Linked DNA regions of Homo sapiens: region 2 is linked to region 1. The links are chromatin contacts, found by Hi-C in ENCODE. All regions are on one chromosome and are shown on one strand. Each heading gives the region's core, a stretch centred on a gene start or an enhancer-like site at or near the end of the contact. The rest is flanking DNA. Distances are from core to core; before and after follow the strand shown.

The links. Hi-C counts contacts between places; a loop is a spot of excess contacts on that map. Pooled maps may share reads with other maps.
Region 2: a loop to region 1 is called in a pooled map, with 4 times the contacts of the local background. The contact joins two enhancer-like sites. A Hi-C loop is called at or near these places in 2 of 168 maps with a recorded cell type or tissue (MCF 10A and PC-3) and 5 of 50 pooled maps.

The regions. Positions count from the first base shown.
Region 1 is chr1:99,178,102-99,182,459 of GRCh38, forward strand. No RefSeq gene overlaps it. Among named protein-coding and RNA genes, the nearest start is that of PLPPR4, 84 kb to the right of the region's middle. Within about 2 kb of position 2,636, at least 3 of the 41 ENCODE cell types and tissues checked have a DNase peak (open chromatin) inside an H3K27ac peak, as active enhancers do.
Region 2 is chr1:98,869,499-98,873,856 of GRCh38, forward strand. No RefSeq gene overlaps it. Among named protein-coding and RNA genes, the nearest start is that of PLPPR5-AS1, 130 kb to the right of the region's middle. RefSeq lists an enhancer at 2,075-2,194. Within about 2 kb of position 2,158, at least 7 of the 41 ENCODE cell types and tissues checked have a DNase peak (open chromatin) inside an H3K27ac peak, as active enhancers do.

The DNA.
Region 1 (4,358 bases), core at 1,386-3,885:
AAGAGTGTCGGGCACCTAGTAAGTGCTTTGTAAGTTTTAGCTACTACTATCATCACAGAGGACAAAACTGAGGCACATAGAGATTAAAAGATATGCCCTAAATCGTGCGCCCAGTGTCTGGAAAGATACAAGGTTTTGCCCCACCAGTGTGCTAGAACATGTATTAGCCAATATGCCTCTAATATAAGAGAAGATTGGCAACACCATCTGCTTATTCCTACCCCCACTGACAGCACTGGGGGACCCATCCCTGCTTAACCACACTGCCCACCTGTCCACGGTCCTGGATTATCCATACCTCTCAGGGTTATCTCTCATCGTAATAATCATTGATTTATGTATTGAACTCCGTCACGAGTCTACTTGAGTTCCAGGACGATATCTTATTTATTTTTGCTTTCCTAGCACATTTTGGTTAGCAAGAATTAACAAGGATGATTTAAAAAAAATAAGGGTGTGCTAATATTTCCAACTGTCCTATAAAACGATTTTTGTTAAACCCATTTAACAGATGAAGAAATCGAAATTCTAAGATCAAGATCTCACGGTTTGAAATAGCCATACTATTGGAAACCAGATCTGAATCTGAAGCCTGTGTTTTCTTCACTATAATGACCCACACATGTGCTCAGGGTTGTTTGTGCATTTACTGACTGAAGACAGACTGTGAAAATTCCACCAAGAGACATAACGGAGTGTTTTCAATGTATATATAGGCTAAGGGGAGATTATTTTTGCAATAACTCAAGTATTCAAATGAGGATTTTTCCCTTCAAATAGTTTTGGTCTGTGTTTTTTTTTAAATAAGGTTAAATTTTTTTCAGATTGATTTTATAACTTCTCTTTTATAATTATTTTTGTGGAAAAATTTAAAAATGTTATGAACACTAAGAATAACAATATTATACAATGAAAGTGTATAATAAGGAGAATTTCCTGGTCAGGGACTGGGTTAAAACTTCCTTCAAAGGGAGATATCTGAACTGAGAACCAGAGGATGAGTCCGTGTTAACCAGGTGAAAAAGGGAAGGAAAGAATGTTATTCCAGGCAGACGAAACCATTTGCAAAGGCCCTGTAGCAGGGGACACCATCCTAATGAGGAGGAATAAAAAGAATAAAGGTAACGGGAAGCAGAATGGTTCAGGAGGGGCTGAAAAGTAAAAGGCAGACAATTCATTAATTTTGTAAATATTTATGGGAAGCCTACCACACCCCTGCTAGTAATGTAGGTACAGAGGAATAAAAAAGTAATAAAGCATTTTTCTCTCAAGGAAATTCTTAATCTGGCAAAAGATGGCTAAACGCACACACACGCTTACCTCTAGATATAATGCAATGGAAGCGGTATTGTAATAGCAGTAAGAACAAAAGGCTGTGGGAGCACAATAGAAGGAGAAATTAATTGTGATTAAGGAAATATCAAAAGAAGGAATTGGCCAATATTTTATTGGGTAATTGACATGTTAGCTGATCCTTAAAGGTATTCCAAGCAACAGCATGAAGAGAAGCACCAGGTGTAAATAGTGGCCAGAAGTCTATTAAATAATAATTTGTTTGATGGATCTGTTTATTTTAAATCTCAGAGGAGGTTCTATTCTCTGCAGAAAGTAGAATTAAACTAGAAAGCAGTAACAAAAAGATAAACAGAAAAAAACCTTAATAATTGCTATCATGTATATAGGTGTTAAAACACGGTTGCGAAAACAAGTAATCACAATGAAAATTAGAAAATGTTTGGAAATAAATGTTTGGAAATAAATGATAACATGGTTGACATATCAAAATACATAACTAAAGTTATGCTTAGGTAAAATGTGCAGGCTTATGTGCATATGTTAGAAAAGAATATTGAATATCAACACTCTACATATCTATCTGAAGAAGCAATGAGAAAAGCAAATTAATCCAACGAAAGTTGAAGAAAAAGATGACACAGGCAGAAGCCCAATGAAGAGAAAACAAACATAAAATTAATAAAGAAGACCAAAAGTTGGTCCTTCAAAAATAAAACACAATTTATAAACCCCAAGGTCAAGAAAAAAAGAGAAGTCAAAAAAGTCAGAAATAAAAGCCAGGATATTACTTTAGATTTTATAATTGTTAAAATATAATAGAAAGATATAAACAATGTTATGTCCGTAATTTCAATATTTAAATGAAATAAGCAAATACCATTAAAATATTATTTTTTAAATAACGAAATAAGGATGGGAAATCGGAATTGTTCTATATCTTAAGGAAAAAAAGAAATGAAGAATCTCTTTATAGAGGTAGTTATACTCTTCTTTCTGCTTCCTACTAGCCAAAAGGTAACAATGTTTACTATCTCTCAGCATTTCTCAATTGCCGCCACTAGGTGGCAAACGTTTCCAAACTATTGCAGGAGCCTGCAGTGACTATCAGAGTTTGTTGGACACCATTTTGTGTGCTCCCCAACAATCACAAATAGAATATTCTAAAATGGTCTCATTATTGTCATTATAAGCACTCTCACTGTTTTCATGAAACAAAAGATAGCAGCAGGAACAAAACTGCACTGAAAAAAATCTAAACACAGGTTTTATTGCAAGAAATTGAAAACCTACTCTAACAATAGAACCTTCCACTTCAGGCTCAGAACAAGGCCAGCGAAGTGGAGCAGGCCTATCACAGATTCCCATCTCCATGACAACCTTTTCAGTTCCATGCACAATTAAAGCTACAGTATCAGTTTTTTTCAGGAAAAAAAAAATCTGAGTCCTGGCTAGTATTCATTTTTTATAATAGATTTGAGAAATTAAATTGATTCTAATTAGTGCAGCTGACTTAGTGGGTAATAATAATTCATTATACAAGCAGCCCTAACTCTCTTCTCCAAAAGCAAATGAAAATATATATTTTGTATGGTTTAATGTACTATCATTATCACTATCCTTTTTAGCTTTCTTTGACAACAGCTCTTTTGTGCCAGGCATTCTCGAAAATCCTGGCTTAATTCCCCTTCAGGCTATACTTGTGGATAAAAAAAAAATCTGTTCATTTCATTAGCAATTAGATTTCAGCCAGATGGTCTGGAAAGTGTTGGGACTCCCTCAGAATCCTGGAATAACCTTTTCTCCAGATACATGCTTCCTTTCGTCTTCTGAAGACATTTCTGGAGTTTTTAGTTGTTACTGAAAAAATGGGTAGAGCTCAGATTTCTGCTGCCCTGAAAGAGATTGTTCAGAAATTTTGAAGAGTTAAAATATATATATTCAAAGTGTTAAAAAAATGCAACTTGTAAAGAAAATTTAGTGGATCAAGAGTTTAGCGTATGGAGAACAAATGATTGGTGGAGGAATTTATGACAATAACATTTTCAAGTACCATATATGAAGATATTTAAAAATAGAGTGACCAGCTATATTTTTCCTTTTTAAAAAATTAATAAAGATATAAAAATGGGATGTGAGTTTTCATGTTATTTCATATAAGCAATAACATGAAAGACTAGTTGAGTTTAAGACATTTCTGAGATTCCTAAGAATGGAATCAAGGTGGTAAAACATTACCAAGAGTTATCATAGAATACTATGCCATGAAAATCATAAACATGTATTTTTTTTCTTCTTCCTAGAAATGTGCAAGTATAACTTTTCCTGAAATCAGACGACTGAGGCAGGTGACTCTTCATGAACCCTTTCATTACTAGCATCTTGTGATTTTTATAGGCATGAAATGTAGATACTATGGCACTGTTGCTTCATTCATTTTAACCATCTCTAACACCCTATGATGATGACCGGGAGAAATAAAGCAGCCAGTTTGCAATCCAGCTTACTTGTGGATAGATGTTGTCATTGCTTGAAGAAAGTATGATTACTACTACCTTTTTGCGTGGTCAAATTGAGACAAAGAAAAGTTAAGTGTCTTCCCCAGCACTAAGTCCAAGAGAGATGACATATGTTTTATGTCTGTCCAGCATGCCTTTGGTCAACCTCATTTACTTCATTCTTGCCTGGAAATGAATGGGGCTGGCTCAACAGTGGACATAAAACGGATGCCTAGACAAAGAGAAAGCTCTATCTCCTTGCCAAATGTTACATTGAGGAATGGGCATGGGTCATAGCTTTGCCAAAGAAAATTGTTTCCTCCCAGAGAACTCTGAAGCTATTGAGAAAGACATAATTTCTTTTTTTCTTTTTCTTTTCTTTTCTTTCTTTCTTTCTTTTTTTTTTTTTTTTTTTTTTTTTTTTTTTTTACTGAATCTTGCTCTATTGCCTGGCCTGGAGTGCAATGGTGCAATCTCGGCTCACTGCAACCTCTGCCTCCCGGGTTCAAGTGATTCTCCTGCCTCAGCCCAGCCTCCCGAGTAGCTGGGACTACAGAAGCGTGCCAC
Region 2 (4,358 bases), core at 908-3,407, 310 kb before region 1:
ACATAGACCTAACTTGTGTATCCTCAAGTGGTTTATAAAAATCAATCCAACTGAAGACTATAATTTTCTCATACAATCCAGATTTCTGGATTCTCTTGAAATATTAGATGATCCGGTGGTGGAGGGTCTTAATTCTGGTATCACAACAATTGACAGGAGCTACACATAGCAACCTCCACCACTCTGTGTGGGTACATACCCCTCATTCATACAATGAAAAACATTTTCACAAAAAGACCAAGGTATCACTCATTATTGTTATCTTCCTGGTCTTGTAAGCATTTGCTTTCACAGTCTCTGATATAAGGTGCAAGTGAAATCTCAAGTGCCAGAGTAATTCATAGCTGGATCCAATAGAGAAGAAACAACAGGACTCCTAAAGGATGAGTAAAGAAGTTGGAATTGCTTATTTTGAAAGATATAATAAGAAGTTTTGAGAAATATCATCAGCATGAAGGCTGACACCTGGAAAAATCTCAACTGCATTAAATTAAGTAGGCTTTCTGATGAGGTCCTACCTAAGGGAAAATTACCAAGTGGCCAAATTTTACTTAGTGTCTAAAAAGCCGCCTTTCCCTTTGCCCCTTTCTTTCTCTTCAACATTAAGTTATACCATCATATTTTCTGGTCTTTATGTAAAATGTGCATATATTTGTATATAATATATGTATTATACATATACATTGATAAAGTATCTTCTAAAATTTTCTCAGTAGCTAAGAAGAATGGGATTCTATAATTATCTCTGGCTTTAATTATGGGGTACTGTCAAAGGCTTGGGTTTTAGATTCATTTATTCTTTCAACAAATATTTATTTAGTTCCTAAGGATCTAGTCATGGTCAAGGTTCTTTTTTTCTTGAAGCTTAAATTCTAGTAAGGGAACATATGTAATAAATAATAATAATACAAGTAAATATTTCTGCATATTGATAAGAGTTATGAAGAATAAATGAGTTGTTGGGTTGGAGAGTGACCAATGGCTGTAAACAGTGGCCACTTTCTGTGTAGCAAATTTCCCAGTGGGGATATTGTGGTTGGTTTTAAAAATTACTTAAAACGGAGTGCCACCCAGCCACCTAGCTAGGACTTTACTGTTTGACTATTTCATATTCACTATATGTAAGGGTCATCCCAGCAGTTATAATCTGCCATGTGTTGCTATACAAAGATTTACAGGATTCAGCATATTTAACTACCTAATTGGAAGCACTCCTTGCATCTAATGAGCATTTTTTTCTTGACACTTTTTTCCCCACTTATCAGATAAGCCAGCATTTTCTTAAATGTCTAAGGTGTGCTAAGGCCGAAAGGTTATTTTTAAAGCAATGAGTCTATAAATTACTAAGTTTTGTGGTGGAGGAAATAGAAGAAAAAATATATTTTGGAAGGGAATGAAGTATGGTAATCACTCCAAGCAGGCTTAATTATGGAGAAACTAAGAGGTGGGCATGTGGGAGGAGACTTGAAACTTAATTTAGTCTCGTCCATAATTTTGTCTGAGTTCAGCTGTCAATACACTTACGATATCCTGGCTTTGAGGCGCTCTGTCTCTAGGATTAATTTTTTTCCTTCCAGAGAAGACATAATGTCATTAGAGTAAATCATGACTTCTCATATAATTGCTCATCTGCTGATAAGGAAGATAGGTCCACCTGATTCCAGCCTGAGCCAATCGTGCCTTCCCTATCCACTGAGTTGCTGAGTTAAGCCTGATTCTGAAGCTGCATACAGGTGTTATCAGTGCCCTTTGTTCTTGTAATGTCTCAAGAAAGATGACAATAGAAATCAAGAGAGATCACTAGATATAGCAGCATAGAGAAAGAGAAAGCATTATTTTAGCTTGTGCACAAGGAAGTCGGCACCACAAAAGGAAAAGGGCAGGCTGCTCCTGGAGGGTAGTATGTGGATTTGTTTTATGCGGACTTTCTATAGGGAAGGATTTCATCAGGGCATGTATAGGAGGGTTTTTTCTAGCACTTGTGCAATGGCTCTACATGTTTCTTCATACACCACATGTAATATTACCGTTTTAAATCTCCACTACTGGCTGTGTGACTTTTAGTATTAAAATGAGGGGGAGGGGCAATTATAAGTTAAAGTTTAAGGCTACCTGCACATGTGGAGCCGAAGGGAAGTCCCTATCCCCCTAAAGCAGGAACTTGTGGTTAATAGCTTCTTGGGTTTTTTGTTGCTGATTGGCTGGAAGTTAGGTAAGCTACAGTTTGAGTAAAGGGCTTTTGATCTTTTCTCTAAACCACATGAAAACAGGAAATGAGCCTGTCTGCCTATCTGGCCTACTCAGTGAGAATGGATTCAGTGATAGATTAACAATGTCTGCCATAAAATCAGAAATAAAAACAAAACCACGAGGGCTTGGGACATAGAGTTGTGGCAAAATGAACTAAGAATGATTTATCAAAATGCTACCCTTTGGAGCTTCTTGACTTATGTATAAGGCAGGAATAGTAGAGCTAAGCAGGTTCCCAGACCAATTTCCCAGGATACTTGGTAGATCTTGGAATAAGCCTTTCATGTTGAAAAACAAATAGGACTGAGAATTGGCTGCCCTGGGACGGGAAGGGCCCTGTACTCAAATTTGTCTCACTCCAAACCTGTCGGAAGTCAAAAATCCATGCTTGAAAGAACAAGTTTTCAGGGTGTGTAGAGGGTTAATTAACTCATCCATTGTTTTCAGTGTAGGGAGATGGAAATCACACAAATAGCATCCTATTTAGGGCTGTGCTAGAAATGAATTGCAGCCTGGCAGCAAGCCCTGTTCCTTTAAGGGAGACATGAGCCTTGTTTCCCTTTATTATTCTTAATTTTTCATCAACTCTCTCAACAATGTCTAGTTTTTAATTTTATTTATTTATTTATTTATTTGAGACTGAGTCTCTCTCTGTCGCCCAGGCTGGAGTGCAGTGGTGCACTCGGCTCACTGTAAGCTCCGCCTCTCGGGTTCACGCCATTCTGCTGCCTCAGCCTCCCCAGTAGCTGGGACTACAGGCGCCCGCCACCACGCCTGGCTAATTTTTTGTATTTTTAGTAGAGACGGGGTTTCACCGTGTTAGCCAGGATGATCTTGAACTCCTGACCTCGTGATCTTCCCATCTCGGCATCCCAAAGTGCTGGGATTACAGGCGTGAGCTACTGCGCCCGGCCAACAATGTCTAGTTCTTAATATGTAAATGAATATTCATAGAGAGGCTGCCAAGTAGATTTTAGGCATTTTTATGAGTAACTGATAACAAACAATAGATGATGTTGAAGTCTGGATAGTAAAGGAAGTCTTCTGTGACATTCAGGCAGTTCAGCAAGAAGAAGATGCACTGACTAATCTTTAAAAACAGTTTTTAAAAATTTTAATATAATAAGCATTATTTTTAAGTAAACTTTATTTTAGAATAGGTTCACAAAATTCATACAAAAATTTGTGAATGTGATATAAGAGAATTCCCATATACCCTAGTAAACCCAGTTTACCTTATTTTGGATATTCTACATTAACCTGGCAAGTGTTTCATAGTTAATGAACTCAGTGATACATTATTAATTAAAGTCCATACTTATTTCTGATTTCCTTAGTTTTTACCTAATGTCCTTGTTCTGCTCCAGGATCCTATCTAGGATACCATATTACGTTTGCTTGTCTTATTTCTTACTCTTCTTGGCCATGACAGTGTTCCAGGCTTTCATTGTTTTTGATGATCTGGACCACTTTGAGGGGTACTAACCAGGTATTTTGTAGAATGTCTCTTAATGGAGATGTGATTGATATTTTTCTCATGATTAGATTGGGTTTATGGTTTTGAGAAGACTACAGAGGTAAAGTGCCATTCTCAGTGCTTCACATGAAGGGTACATACTATAAACATGATTTATGGCTATTAATATTATTTTTGATCATCTGGTTGAGGTAGTATTTGTCATGTTTCTGCATTGTAAAGTTACTCTTATAAATCAAAAATAAAATGCTGATCCCCTCTGAACATCTGTATGGACCCTTTCTCTTGGCCTAGAGCATTCCAAATTTAGCCTGAAAATCTAGCTCAGGCCATGATGGAAAGGCGGAGTTGGACATGCCTCATTATGCCCACCTCCCTTTTGGAATTCAGGCCCAGCTGACTGGCATTAGCATCAACACAGACCTTAAGACTGATAAAACAGACTCTTTAAGTCTGATAAGAAACGTTTACAATCTATTCTCTGAAGCCTGCAACCTGGAGTGTTCACCTGCATGTTAGAACCTTGTTCTCTACAACCCCTTATCTTAACCTAGACATTCCTTTCTACTGATTTTAAGTCTTTAGACAATAACTTAACTCTCAGCCAATTGCCAGTCAGAAAATCACTGAA